Regions from separate parts of the Homo sapiens genome. Here all the other regions are linked to region 3. A link is an interaction called in ENCODE POLR2A ChIA-PET data of the cell type or tissue named here. Cell type or tissue: MCF 10A. All regions are shown on one strand.

The links. ChIA-PET counts read pairs that join two places held together with the same protein. Peaks named below come from ENCODE experiments on the same cell type or tissue, not always from the same donor. Only the 100,000 strongest peaks of a DNase experiment are listed, where the experiment ranks them.
Region 1: POLR2A ChIA-PET joins it to region 3 with 63 read pairs; 9 of 35 experiments call an interaction of 5 or more read pairs at or near these places.
Region 2: POLR2A ChIA-PET joins it to region 3 with 61 read pairs; 10 of 35 experiments call an interaction of 5 or more read pairs at or near these places.

What each region holds. Positions count from the first base shown.
Region 1 is chr4:87,004,679-87,009,678 of GRCh38, reverse strand. The region is part of intron 2 of AFF1 (ALF transcription elongation factor 1); the gene reads right to left. Among named protein-coding and RNA genes, the nearest start is that of AFF1, 72 kb to the right of the region's middle. RefSeq lists silencers at 391-440, 1,588-1,882, 2,754-2,863 and enhancers at 2,544-2,623, 3,094-3,243, 3,614-3,663. In MCF 10A, a CTCF peak has its summit at 2,996; DNase peaks (open chromatin) are centred at 1,708, 2,498 and 2,788.
Region 2 is chr4:86,925,589-86,930,588 of GRCh38, reverse strand. It overlaps AFF1-AS1 (AFF1 antisense RNA 1), which reads left to right. Exons shown (of 3, transcript NR_038841.1): 3 at 4,263-5,000. It also overlaps a transcript of C4orf36 not described here. Among named protein-coding and RNA genes, the nearest start is that of AFF1-AS1, 6.8 kb to the left of the region's middle. In MCF 10A, no CTCF peak of the experiment used is centred here; DNase peaks (open chromatin) are centred at 2,528 and 3,368.
Region 3 is chr4:87,119,534-87,124,533 of GRCh38, reverse strand. The region is part of intron 12 of AFF1 (ALF transcription elongation factor 1); the gene reads right to left. Among named protein-coding and RNA genes, the nearest start is that of KLHL8, 99 kb to the left of the region's middle. RefSeq lists an enhancer at 3,828-4,403. In MCF 10A, no CTCF peak of the experiment used is centred here; DNase peaks (open chromatin) are centred at 2,063, 2,663 and 3,503.

The sequences.
Region 1 (5,000 bases), 110 kb after region 3:
ACAGAGCACAATTATCTGAATGAGCTTGGACCACATTCCAGGTGTAACCAAAGAAAATGCACATTTACAAAATGTGAGATATACTCCCAACACACAGACTAAGAAAACAACAGACATAACAGTCTTGTGGCTTTGTTCCTAGTTCCAGGGCATGTCGGAAGGTGGGGTAGAGGATCAGAAATAAGCACAATTCTCCTATTTTAATTGCTGGCAAGTTGAACCACCACACTGATAACTCAGGATTATTACATATTACAAACAACCAATTTTAGCAGGAATCATTCTTTGTACTGTTATACTGAGGCTTGGCAGCTCCCTTTAACATCTCACCTCAGCATTAAAGAGGAAGCATAAGGGAGGAAGTGTGCAAAGCAGATCTGGAGTCAGGCGTTGCTCCACCTTTGTGACCTCAGGCAAGAAACAGCCAGGCTGGACCTCAGTTTCCTCAACTAACAAATGTGGATAATAAAAGTACTTACCCATTTAGGTGCCTGAGAAGAGTCAGAGCTAATCCAATTAAAGCTGCTTAATGCTGTGCCTGGCACACAGCAGTGTCCAATTTAGCTTGTGTCTCATTTTATTTTTATCATTAGTTTAAGAGCGCTGGCATTGAATCTCTCACACCTGGGTACAAATCCCTGCGCTATATTACTGAGATCTGTCACACAGCATTTACTAACTTCTTAGATCAAGGTATCTTAATCTTAATTTTCTGCCATGGACCTCTGTAGCAGTCTGACAATAACAGCACTATCAGAAAAATGTTTTTAAATACATTAAATAAAATACATAAGAATACAAAGGTACCAGATTATATAGACAAGCACCTATTAAAATATTTAAAAGAAATCAATGGTACAGTAGTGTTTTTCTTTACTACTGAATTAAGCAAGATAAAGCAGTTCCTTAATTTCCTGAGTGGAGAGCACAAAAGGTGTTTGAAGACATCTGCAACAATTGTATTAAGATTATGAAAAGACATATAGTTTCTATTGTGATAACATCACAAGGACTGGTACTATAGTTTTATCTCTAGTCCTACTTAAAAAAAAAAAAAACACTAAATTTCAGCTAGAGGTTAACAAAAATAGAGACACAACTTGTGTTTCTCATCCAAGTTCTACTACTTGGCCCCAGATTAAGAACCACTTTCTTAAAACTCAATAAAATGGAAGCAGAGGATAAACCACTGTGTTGAGAAGAAGAAATATAAAAAGCAGGTAGCACATAGGAGGTACTTTATACAGAGAAGCTCTTTCCTTCCTAGAAAGTTCTATTTCGTAGGAAAAAAACATTGTCTCATCCAGCCCAAACATGAACATTTAACATCCATTTCTCTCCATGATCTGAGTCTTCAGACGTGTTAAGTCTTCTGAGACCTCCCAAAATCACTGTTCTACATCAAATATCAGCTTGAAGAACCCTACTACTTTAAATATGTGAGACCAAACTGCTTTCTAGCAAAACACAGTTGAAAGAGAATGTATATATAACTCCTAAGTCTCCCTTAGCACCAACTGCTGTCAAAACTAAAATAAAATCGCACAGAACAGTTTGGATCTCATAATAATCACTAATGCCTTGTCATCACTCTTCTTCAACGCTCATTACAAAAACAGTAACAAACCATGGAAAGACGGGGCTTCAGGTTCTTACAATAGCGCTCCTCTGACAGCAACTGCAGTTCATTATCCTCTCTCCCCTTCACCACCCCGGCGCGTTCCCGGTCTTTGCCTACTCAGCAGATTCACGTAAGCGGGGCCGTTTTATGTGGAATCGTACATTCTAGCAGTAAAATTTTCACTCACCAGGCAAATTCTCACCCACCCTCTCCAAGGTGAACTATGTTTTACATTAATCGTATTTCTAAACTTCCCCTCGAGACAACAGCAAGAAATCCAGAAAACCGAGGGGTAGGCGCACAAAGAATCTAAATGGAAATTTGGGCAAGGGCGGACAAGTGAAATCAACTTAATGTCCCGGAAAATAACAGTTCTGGGGGAAGAAGGGGGCTATCTAACTTTAATCTTCACTTTAACTCCATCCCTCTCTCCGCTGTGCAGAAATTGTCCAGCATGTTCTCCAAACTGCTTTTTATCTGACATTTAGTCAAGCCACAGCCTCGGGAATGATGAGAAGGCAATGACAAAGCTGCTTCCTGTCCGTCTCCTTCCCCGCACCCTGCCCTCCCCCGCAACCTTCAGCTCCCCTCGCCACGAACGCGTTTGAAAAGTTTCTCCGGTGCACGGCTTACCTTGACTGGGCTGCCATAATTCAGCTTATAGAGCCAGGGGTCTTCCGTCCATGAGCGCCTTCACCCCGCGGGCCCTGCTGCCAGCGCCGCGCTCACCATTTGGCGGAGCCGGGCGGGGACGCGTCCCGGCGCGGCGCCCCGATGTTACGGGACTACCTGCTCTCGAGCCCCGGGCGTCCTCGGCGCAGCCCCGGGCTCGGCCCGTATTGGCTCGCGCTAATCCTGATGGACATCCGGGCACTGGGGCCTCTGCGGCGATCTGCACTTCAGACGAGCCCGGGGAGCGCCGCGTCCGAATCCGGGGCAAGCGAGCGCCCCCGGCGCAGTTTCTGAGAAGGGAAAGCCAGCGGGCCCCCACGCTCGAAGACCGCCGGCGCCCAACGCCTGCCCAGCAACAGCACAACGCGGGCCACAGTTAGAAAGGAAAAGAAATTGCCTCTGGGCTCACTTGAAGTTGTCCGAGTCCGCCGGGATACCCCCTGTCAAGAAAGTTGCGGTGGTACGGCCCGCCTACTTAAATGGGCAGGGCGCTCGGCGGCCCTAGCCAAAGGCAGGCGGCAAGCGGCAGGCAGGGTCGGGTAGGGGGCAGAGCCTGGGCGCCGACAAGCCCTGCTGGTCCCCGGCCGAGCCCCGCCTGCGGGCTCCTCGAGAGTGCTCTCTTGCCAGGTTCTAACTACGTACAGACACCCACCGCTGGAATACACAGTACCCAGCCGCTCAGAACTCCAGCTCCAATTTGAATATTTGTTGAATATGGGGCCCCCAGAGGCGGCAGTGAGCAGGAACAAGACCGCGGCAGTAAACCACGTTCGCTACTTTTGATCCTTCCAGTGCTTGAGCTCAAGAAACGGGCATACTTGGTGTTACTCCGCTTTCAGTTTTGATTTCCTTACATAGAGACAAATATTTACAAAACAGCCCGCCTTTTTTGGACTACACGTAGATTACAGGAAAAATAGTACCTCATTTTGGTCTTAAGCAATGAAGGGATTGACAAGAAGCAAACAAAAAACTTGAGCATGCAATATAGTAAGTCCTATACGAAGCACAAACGAAATCACTTCCTACTCAGAGGACCATGGAAAGCGTTTAAGCCGTGCCTCAAAAGCAGGAAAATACTTGGATGAGCAAGGATGGAGGGAGGTTGTGCTTCAGCATCTCATAGGGACCAGCACACCGGAGGAGCTGAAGACTCTTAGATGAATACTGAATAACTGCCTGCACTGTGGACTCTCCGTTCTTCTACCTAGAATCATGACAACATTGCCCGTCTCATAAAGAGATAGTCCAGATTGTATTACTAAATCGTCGTGAAATACAAACATGTTAATGCCTGGCACTAAAACGACAATGCTGGGAGGGAGGCCCAAGGCACCTCTATCAAGGGTTCTCAAAGTGTGTTTACTAGATTCCTGGGAGTCCCCAAGACCCTCTCAGAGGTCAGAACTATTTTTAGAATAACACAAAGACATTGTCTTTTCACTGTGCTGACATTTGCACTGATGGTGCAAAAGCAATTATGGGGAAACTGCTGGCGCCTTCGCACTAACCAAAGCAGTGACAGCAAATGAAACTAGTAGTCACTGCATTCTTCACTACCACACGTTATTTTTTTTTAAGCGTTTCCTTTATGATTGTCGTTAATGAAGCAAGCAGTCAGAATTATTACGTTCATTAAATCTTGACCCTTGAGCATGGGTCTTTTTGATGTTCTTTGTGATAAAATGGGAAGTACCCAGGAAGCAGTCCACTGCACACTTAAGTACAATGGCTGTCTAGAAGAAAAGCACTTGTGTAATTGAGTTGCAAGCTGAGCTAGCTTTTTTTTCATGGACTACCATTTTTACTTGAAAGAACAATTCACAAACTGTAGTTATTCTGACTTGGGTATCTGGCAGACATTAAAAATGAACAAAGTTGAGCCTGTTTCTTTGAGGAAAACAATTGACAGTACTTATTGCCAATGATGAAATTTGAGCTTTCAAGCATTTTGGAAGACTTTTTGCATCTGCCACATAATCTTGCCAGCTTCGCCAATACTTAAAGACTTTCCTGATGAGATCAGAGTGACAGTGATGAAAGTTATATGAGAAGATCTGCCTTAGTTTTGAAATGACCAATGGTATAACAGAATCATACATGGGTAGGCCAGGTGCAGTGGCTCACGCCTGTAATCCCAGCACTTTGGGAGGCTAAGGCAGGCAGATCGCTTAAGCTCAGGAGTTTGATACCAGAGCCTGGACAACATGGTGAGACCCCATTTCTACCAAAAACACAAAAAATTAGCTGAGCATAGTGGCACGCATCTCTGATCCCAGATACTTGGGAGGTGGAAGTTGCAGTGAGCTGAGATTGTGCCACTGCACCCCAGCCTGGGTGACAGAGTAAGACTCTCTCTCAAACAAAAACCAAAATCATGCATGGATGAAAGATCCACTGAAAAAAAGTGCAAAACAGACCAACTGATTTTAATGTATCAAAGGTTTAGTTTTTTTAAAAAGCTCATTTCAGATTCCACAATGCAATTAACCTTTAAGAAACTAACACTTACAGAGTTTTGGTATAATATCAAAGAAGGTATTAAAAATACTCATCCTCTTTCTGTGTGAAGTTGGATTTTCTTTATAGACTTCAACCAAAACAACATTGCAACAAATTGAATAGAGAATCAGATTCAATCTGTTTGGGTTGGGCATCCCAAATCTGAAAATCTGAAATCCAAAATGCTCCAAAATCCAAAACTTTT
Region 2 (5,000 bases), 190 kb after region 3:
TCCCCCAAAACAAATGTAGGGATTTAACTGAGTTTCCACAATTTCCCAGACATTGTACACATATAACTTTATTTAATCTCCTTGAAAATGTGGGTATATTGTCTAGTTCATGAATAAAGAAGTTATAACCTCAGAGAGATATTTCATCTTGATCATGATTACATAACCAATTAAATAGTAGAAGTAGAATTTGAACTCAGCTCTTCCATGGCTGAAGGCCATGTTCTTAACACTATACACAAAATTAGATTAGTATAAGTGTTTCAACTAGTGTCTATCAGTGTGAAATTCACATCAGCAGGCTCAAGGGAGCTGGCAATGGGGTTTTCATGCTGACAGTTATATCTGGAGGACTAAATAAGAAGAGGAAAAGGAAACCTGAATGATTATGGGAAAGTCAAATAGTTGAGAAGTGGGAAGGAAAAGAAATAATAGAGAGGGTTAGACTAGAAAAGCTAAGTAACAGTGCCCCGGTGGAGCAGGATTGGAGGTAAGAGCACCCTAAAGACTATGTCACAACTTCAAGAACTCAGCACTCAATACTTTGTTTCATCCCAACCCACATCTCTCTTCTAAGTTCCAGACTATCACCCTCATTGGTTTGCAAGAAATTCCATGTGGTTGTCCCACAGGCAAAATAAATTCAATGTATCTAACGTGGAACTTATACTACCCAATTCCTGTTATTTGGTTCTCAACTTTTGTTAATGGTGCCATTATAGACTCGGGATTCTGATTCAAGTGTCCATTATTACCAAGTCATATTTAACTTTCCTCTTAAATCTCTCCCTTCCTTATGAGTTTTCTTCCCTTTTTTTGTTTTATGTCTTTATTCTTGTATTAAATAGCTACTGTCAGGTACTAATTCTGCTCAGTTCTGGGGATATAAAGAGAAGTAAGAGAATAACCTTGTTCTCAGAGAGTTCGTATCTAGAAGGAGAGTGTGGTAGGCAGAAGTCTAAGATGGCTCCCAAGATTCCCAATCCCACATGATTTCATTTCCTCTCCTTGAGTGTGGTTGGGTCTGACTGAACCAGGTGAGCTCTTTTTTGAAAAGAGGATCTAGGAGCCAAAGAAGGAGTAAGTCAGAGAGATCCAAAGCTGCAGCAGCTTCTCTTCTGTTGGCCCTAAAGGAGCAAATTACCATGCTGTATAGAGGCCATATAGCAAGGACTTGAAAGCATCCTCTGGGAGCTGAGGGTGGCCTCTGGCCAACAGCTAGTAAAAATAAAAAATAAAATAAAAAAAGGCCACAGTCATAAGAAATGGATTGTGCCAAGGGAACTTGAAAATGAACTTTCCCTAGTCAAGCCTCCAGATGAAGATACATCTGGCTACACCTTGATTTCAGCCTAGTGAGATCCCGAGCAGAGGACCCAGGTAAAACATGCCGCAAGTCCAACCTATGGAAATTGTCAGGTAATGAATGAGTGTTGTTTTAGACTGCTGAGTTTGTGGTAATTTGTTATGCAGCGACAGAAAACTCATACGGAAAGAAAAAATAAATCTATGTCTTGCTCAGTGCTAGGCTAGAGGCACACATGATAGAGCATAGGAGGTTATCAGAGCACAGACAGGGACATCCAACAAACACTAAAGGACTTGGGGAAGGCATCCTGGCAGAGGTAGTAACTAAGATGAATTCTAAAACAAAAGAGGGAGAAGAGAGAAGGAGAGGGAAGGAGGAAGAAAAAAAATTTTTGAAAGAAGAAAAGAAAAGAGGAAGTTGGGGAAAATGTGTGTGATCAAACGGGGACATGAAACTTCGTGGGCAGAGGGAGTTAAATATCCACAGGTCCCAAAGTCATAGAGTTCATAGTGACCTTTAGAAACTAAAAAGACATCAATATGTCTGAATTTGGGGACGAATGGTAAAAAATGAGGATGGAGATGTAAAAAGAAAAAAAGAACATTTACCATTTACTGATTGTATACTACGTGGAAGCCCACAGTGTCAGCTCAGCCTGCTTCAACACAACCCCAAGTCAGAGATAGATGGCACAGGTCATCTGCTCGTTTGCCTCAAATCTAGTCTAGTCTAGTCTAGGTGCCCTTCCTCTACTCTGCCTTCAGTCACGGGGTAGATTCTCCCAAACCACCTTTTCAGGGCTTCTTTGCTGGGAAACTGGCTTCTGGGTGGGTTTGGCCAATGGAAGGCACTGGGAGGAGATAGAAGGGCAGGAAGAGAGGCAACTCCTGGGCATTTCTCTTCTTTCTCTGCTCTGGGCAATGGCTCTGGCCCAGTGGCAGCACCTCCCCCATAGCCCCAGCTTCTACAGATCCCAATGAACAGCCCTGCCTCCTGAGCTCCTGTAACACTAAGTTCTCCCTTAGTCCCCACCTTAGGGTGGCAGTTGCTTAATGCCTGAATAGTCTCACCTTCCCCTTTTGGGTCTTTCAGTATTAAATTTTCTCCACTGAACTACCTGGCATGAGTGTTATTTTTGTAACTGGATCCTCACTGAATCACCATGTTTGACAAATAGCTACGAATCAGAAAGATTGAGCAACTGCCTAACGTCACACAGTTGGGATGTTGTGGGGCTGGGTTGTAGATGTTTGGCTGTGAAGCCCATCTCTTTCCACCCAGCTGCATTGTCTCTCAGAAACTTTCCATCACCATTCTGAGTCAGCTCTTTAGAACTTCACCATTACAGCAACCTCCACTCTCAGATGAATCTTCCTTAATTATACCTCTGGTCATGTGATATATGTGGCAATTGCAAAGGGAATTCAGTATCAACTCCTCATTCTAGACTCCAGGCTTTCCAGAATTTTTTTTTTTTTTTGAAATGGAGCCTCGCTCTTGTTGCCCAGGCTGGAGTGCAGTGGCGTGATCTCGGCACACTGCAACCTCCACCTCCCGGGTTCAAGCAATTCTCTACCTCAGCCTCCTGAGTAGCTGGGATTGCAGGCGCCCACCACCACGCCTGGCTAATTTTTGTGTTTTTAGTAGAGACAGGGTTTCACCATTTTGCATTTTGGCCAGGCTGGTCTTGAAATGCTGACCTCATGATCCACCCGCCTCGGCCTCCCAAAGTGCTGGGATTACAGGCATGAGTCACCATGCCTGGCCCCAGAATATTTCTTAAACCAGTCTTTCTGACTTCACTTTTGCTAGACATTTTGCTCTACTGGAAAGCTGCCCTTGATTTTCACTTGTACGTATTTACTTATTCTATTTCTGTTCCCTTTAGCTAGAATGCTCTAGTTCTACCTGTAATAAAAACAAAAACAAAAACAAAAACACATGACTGGATCTTGCTATGTGGCCCATGCTGGGTTCAAGCAATTCTCCCACCTCAGCCTCCCAAAAGTGCTGAGATTACACACATGAGTCACCATGCCCGGCCTCCACCTTTTGATATATCTGTCCTTTGAAGCTTATTTATTCATGTATTCATTCATTCAACAAGCCTGGGCAGGGTACATTCTAGGCCCTTAGGAGGGAAAATAGAACAAGATGACTCCTATCTTCTAGAATGGGGGTGGGCATACTTTTTCTGTAAAGGGCCAGATAGTAAACATTTTAAGTTTTATGGGCCACATGGTCTCTGTCACAACTACTCAACTCTGCTATTATAGCACAAAGGCAGCCATAGGCAGTACATAGAGAATGAATATGATTATTCCAACAAAACTTTATTTACAAAAGTGGGTGTTAGGTTGTAGTTTCCCATGGTTTGTTGAGGCCCTCCTCTAAAAACTCACAGCTAAACAGATGGAAAAGCCAGCAGGAAATGATAATGCATAAAACATATCAAAGAAATATGGAGGATTGTACGGCAGGCACATGTGACAACAATAACATAAACATACCCTGAGAATGACCCGGTATGGCAGATGCACCTGACAGCAATAACGTAAGTATACCCAGAGAATGACCCTGTATGGCAGACTCACCTGACAGCAATAACGTAAGCATACCCTGAGAATGACCCTATCGTCTAAGAAGAATGTGTGTTTGGAGTTCCAAGCTAAGGAATCTAGGAGTGGCCAACCCGGAGATTCATTCCTTATCTATGAGGACCATAACCTGCAGCCTATTCCCTGGAATGCAGGCTGTACAGGGGATGGAGGCCCTCTTTTGTTTTGGGTTAAATGAACATTGCCAGGTGGAGGTTGCTAGGGGAAGTGTGTTAAGTGAAAATGCTATATAAATTGCATGCTTTTTACAATTGGTTGTGGTTCTCCTGTCCAGCCCACCAACACTAGACCACCCTGTATTTAAGTCTCCTCAATAAACCCTGTCTTGTTTGCAGGTTCCAAGTCTCTTCTTCGGCCTCTCAAACATGGTACCATCCCTAATGAAGTCAACGGGTCCAGCATGACAGGATGGAAGTACAAGTGTCAGCACCTATGTGAGTCCCAAGAGGGGAAATTAGAAACAAAAAGGAAGAAGAGGACATAGGCCAGGCACGGCGGCTCACGCCTGTAATCCCAACACTTTGGGAGGCCAAGGTGGGCAGATCACCTGAGGTCAGGAGTTCAAGACCAGCCTGGTCAACATGGCAAAAGCCCATCTCTACTAAAAAATACAAAAAATTAGCCAGGCGTGGTGGTGGGAGCCTGTAATCCCACCTACTCGGGAGGCTGAGGCAGGAGAATTGCTTCAATCTGGGAGGCAGAGGTTGCAGTGAGCTGAGATCGTGCCATTGCACTCCAGCCTGGGCGACAGAGTAAGACTCTGTCTCAGAAAAAAAAAAAAAAAAAGGAAAAAAAAAGATGATATAGTCAAAGAAATAACATTAAATTTCTTATAATTTAAGATGAATGATTTCAGATTGAAAAGTTTATAAAGGTGCCAAAGAGAAAAGGAAAGATCCACACTAGATACATTAGAATGAAATGTCAAAGTAACATACATAAAGAAGAAATTCTGAAATCTTCTAGAAAGAAAGAACATGTTATCTATGAAGGAACAAGGATCATATTGATATTAGATTTCTCAACAGCACATGTGCTGCAAGAAGACAAAGGAGTAATATTAAGTATTGTGA
Region 3 (5,000 bases):
TAAGTACAATGTTGAAAGGAAACCGTCTACAAAATCCCGTGTATTTTACAGAAAGGACTACAAAGATATATAACAACAATAGAAACAATTGCTCTGGGATTCTAGCTAACATTTTTTCCCCTCCACTGATTCAATTTTTTTAATACTGTCTTTATATCTCTCCATATACAGAAACATGTTTTTATTTTTCAAAAAACCCTGAAAAGACTGTAAATATTTTAGTGGGAGTAAGGAAAAGGGAATCTGTCACTATTGAATTTAAGTATCTCTAACTTGGTAGCTTGAAAGTAGGGTTAAAAAAAAGAAAAAAGAATTTAAGTACCTTCAAAGCATCCATTTATACCAACTAAAGTGCTAAATACATTTAATCACTAAAACAACACAGAATTCTTCCACGATGAAAGTCTTTCTTGCATTCTTGTGCCTCACTTGTTAGCACATACACCAGCTTTCTAAGGAGTCTGACATGCAGACTCCCTGACGGCCTCCTTCCCATGGCTCTGGGTTCAGGAGGAAGCCCACATACTGTCTAGCAGGTGGCAGGTAAGTGATGGGTGAGACCCTTCAATTAATTCTCATGTGCATTTAGAACGAAACTTCCTAAGTGTCAGGTCACCAAGTTAGAAATCTGGGACACCAGTCAATTTAGGACAATCCCTAACAAACCTGAAATCCTCTCTTAAAAAATAAAAAACTTCAAATTAACTGTGGGAGGTCCCAGTTTTCCTGTGTCTTCCTCTCCTCCCGAGTTTAAGAAAAATGAATAATTTAAGATGTGTAGGCTCCAAATCTGCCCAGACACCAATAAGCAGCCTGGCTCCACACAAAATAATAGAAAACAGAAAAAAAACAAAATTCCCTTCTCCTGGCATCCTACAAATCAGTGTGCCTGCATCTGCACATCCATCCAGCCCTTCACAGGCTCCTTTGGAAAAGACACTTTTATTCATTTATGCAGTGTCTTGTTTCAAAACGGCTTCCTTCAGAGTGGCTTACAAAGATACCTGTTTTTAATCTTGCGGCATGTGCACAAGTGAGAATGTTAAGAAGGGAAAATACAGGAGGAAGAAATAAATTAAGGCCAAGTGAAGGCTCGTACCCTCGGGAGGCTATCAGTTCTCACTGTCCTGCATGCTACCATCTGGCAGCTGCAGCCACAGCCACATCTAGGGAGCACCTGAACTTGAATGGTGTTAGTCTGAAATGACTTAGTAGAAAAAAGAGAATGTAATATTTTTATATTGATTTTTTTACTGATGTATAACAGACTTACATATTTTGGGAGTTGATTAAAGTAATCTTTTAGGTATACTGGATTAGATATAATTATTAAAATGTTAGGCTGGGCGCGGTGGCTCATGCCTGTAATCCCAGCACTTTGGGAGGCCAAGGTGGATGGATGACTTGAGGTCAGGAGTTCAAGACCAGTCTGGCCAACATTGTGAAACTCCATCTCTACTAAAAACATAAAAATTAGTCGAGTGTGGTGGTGCGTGCCTGTAGTCCCAGCTACTCAGGAAGCTGAGGCCAAGAATCACTAGAACCCAGGAGGTGGAGGGTGCAGTGAGCTGAGATTGCGCCACTGCACTCCAGCCTGGGCATCAGAATGAGACTGTCTCAAAAAGAATTTTTTTTTTTTTTTTTTTTTTTTTACTAATTTTCCATTTCCTCCCCTTTTATAGTTTTTAATGTGGTATTAGAAAAGTTTAAATTACATATGTGGCTTATATTCTATTTCTACTTGACAGCACAGTTCTTCACAGTTTGCTATAGACAATCTGAAAATTGGGTTCTGAACTACTAATCAGATTAGCCAATGCAAAGAAGGAATTATAAATATACTGCTTAGATAAGATAAAAACATATCAGCTACTCAGAAATGTAATAATTCATTAGAGAAGTTGGAAAAATGTACCTTGAAGGACTGAAAAGGGAGACAATATGAAATAAGCAACCGAGTTCTAAACCCACAAATGAAATGCAATAGGAAATTCTACACAGCTGTTTCTCCTGCAAGCATGGACCCATAGCAGATCCTGGAGCACAATTTAGAGTGGCCACATGCCAACAAGAAGCTTGCTGGGGCATTGCGACAGGGCTCTGCGCAGCATACAAACCTCCGTTCAACAACTCAGAGTGCTAACACTTGAGAGACAGTGAATAATGGTGGAGAGAAAAACAATCAATTGGAAATGATGGGGTTAAAATAGAACCTGACTTCTGGTACTGGTAACTCTCTTGTCAATCAAGCACCTAATTATGCCCAGGTTACCCTGTTACCAAACGGCCCAGTGAACTGTAGTGAGTTTTAGATGAAAGGCAGTATAGCCGGCCCAAGAAACATTACAAGACAGAAACTTTGTCTTTGAAAAGTCAAAATTTGCTAAAATATCCAGATCGATACTAAATTGAACATTAGGTACTAAAGTATACTTTTTTAAATGAAAGGTATTTCCAGGCAGTTAATGACACATTAAGGCCCCCAAGGCAAAACTAAGCATTAACAAGGCTACTTCTTAAAGAAAACACCAAAGTCTAGCAGTGAAATGAGAGCTGATTTTTGTTCATATAGTTTCATTTTGCTTAGGACATGCTGGTTGTGACTATAAGCCAATCTGGCAGACCTTATAGACCACACATGAAGATACAAGTCAGGGCAAATCAATCCTCACAGACTGGTTATAGCTCTGGCTGTGCCAATCGGTGACTCAAGTAGACAGCCAACAAGAGAGAATGCAGTGAGCACTAACTTCAGCGCCAGCATCTAACAACTGCATTGGCACTTACTGGAATAATATGCTTTATATTGATATTTAGCAACCTAGAAGCAGATAATATTCTATAAGCTGGTAGAAAGGAAGCCATCAAACTAAATAAAGCAAAAGTCCCCTTCTGCTGATTTTGCTTAACTGTTGAGATCAAGCCAGCGGGCATGAAGTTAGTGGTTTTTTGTACACTATGCACTTAGAACTTTGTCATCTTCTGTCTGGAACAGCCACAGAGGCTTCCCCAGAGTAGGCACTCGGTATTTGTCAGTTGGCACAGAAATTCAGCTTAACAGCTCAGGGACACAGCTGAGGGCACTGGATGCAGGACTGCATTACAACTTTAAGTGGATGGATGTAGGAAAGGGTCATTAACATGGGAGCCATGCAATATTGGGTGAGCAGAAATGCAGACCAAAATTCCAAGAACAAGACCTGCCGTAAAACAGGAGGCATGCTGTTCTTTAGATTTTTCTGGGTCAAGAAGCCATTCAGATGAGGTGATACTCTCTCTTCAGGAGGAAAAAGGAGTCCCTTTGCCCTGTGGTTTATCCCCAGGTCATCCCCACTTCAGGGAATCTGGCTTAAGGTCTGGGTTTCAGAAATTCTTTTTCTACTAGGTTAGTTGTCTCAAGGATGGTGCCTCACCTTCCACAAAGGGAGGCTGCCGGCTGACGAATTGGTCCTCACAGACTTGTTTGCTTTTCTTAACCTGTTGGGTCAGGCAGCCCTGATCATCTCTGCCAGATGCTGCTCCACCCACAGTGGAGCACAGGGCAAGAGTGAAGGCCATAAAAGGAAGACATGGGCTTGCAAGGGGCCAAGTCAGTTTCCGTCAGGGAAAGCCTCTCGGCAGGCTGCGCTGCCGTGCAGCCAGCTCACCAAGCAGACACTTGTAGGAAGCAGGGAAAAGGTGGCTTTTTCCAGAACTGACACTTATTTGGTGCCATAGAGATTCTAGCAGATGGAAAGATGTAGTGAACCAGGAGTTTGGCTGTGAAGGAAGATGGGAGCATCTGCAGGAGTAGCTAAAGTGGAGTAGGAATGTGTGTGGGCACTGAGTGGCAGTGGTGGGGGCCGTGGAGGAACCAAGCCGGGGCTGACGCGGTAACCACCTTATTCACCGGCAGCGCCAGAGCCAGTACGCCGACCTTGTGCGCCTCTTGAGAATCCTCCCAACAGACACTTGTACGGAGAAAACACATGTGAAAAAGAGGAAAGCTCACGGGACTGGGAGGAGGCAGCATGCCTGAGCTGCAGATCTATTTTTACTCAGCAGTCAAGCCATGTTAGTGCCTTTTTGGATCTCATCTATAAAAGGTGGCAGCTGATCAAGGGACCACTAAGGTTCTTTCCGCACCTAAATTCTAAGGCTCTATTATCCTCTTCCAAAAGGAAGCAAATGAGCTTGGTAGCACATGCAACACAGAAAACTGGAGAAGCAGTCTTTGGGGAAATTCAGGGACTTCCCTGTGATTCGCCTCGGAAGGAGATTCAATATGAAAAAGACACAAGGGACACCAATTCAAGTTTGTACCAAGATCAGGCCCAGGGACTTGCTGTGCAGACAGGTTATGTTCACTGGGGTGAGTGCTACAGAAAAGGGAAATTCATCCACTTGTTTTTCTCTTTGGTGAGGGAACGCATGATTCAGAACAGCCTAAGCTATCACATGCATATGGTTGTGGTGCTCTCCTCAGGGTAACTAACAGGCACGAAGAAATTTAGATGTAAGTGGCCTTAGTCAATCAGAAGGGATGAGCTTTCATTTTGAACGATAACTAGGGGTGCTGATCTGGAGCAATAACCCAAGAAAAGACAGTCAGATCTTGGATGGAAGGGAAGGACTGAACCAATCACTCCCTGCAATAAAACTGCATTTTCCTACTACACATCATAACTTCCCTTCCTCACTCTTCAAAACGCATAAATGATAGCACTGGAATGTCTTTCCCAAAAAAGTTGAAGTGTCTTGGTCAGCAAAGCGATTATTTAGAAAAAGTAAAAAAGATTTGAATGAATGCACCTCCTTATTCAGTTATTCATCTAAATGACAATTAAGACAGACTATCCTTCATTTGAAAGGAATCTGTAAGATGACTGAATGAAGTGAGGAATTATCTCTATGAGCTCCTAGAACAATGCAAGGCTCACACATGTAGCTCTATGCACGTTACGTGTTTATTTTTCTTTTTTTAGAGACAGGGTCTTACTCTGTTGCCCATGCTGGAGTGC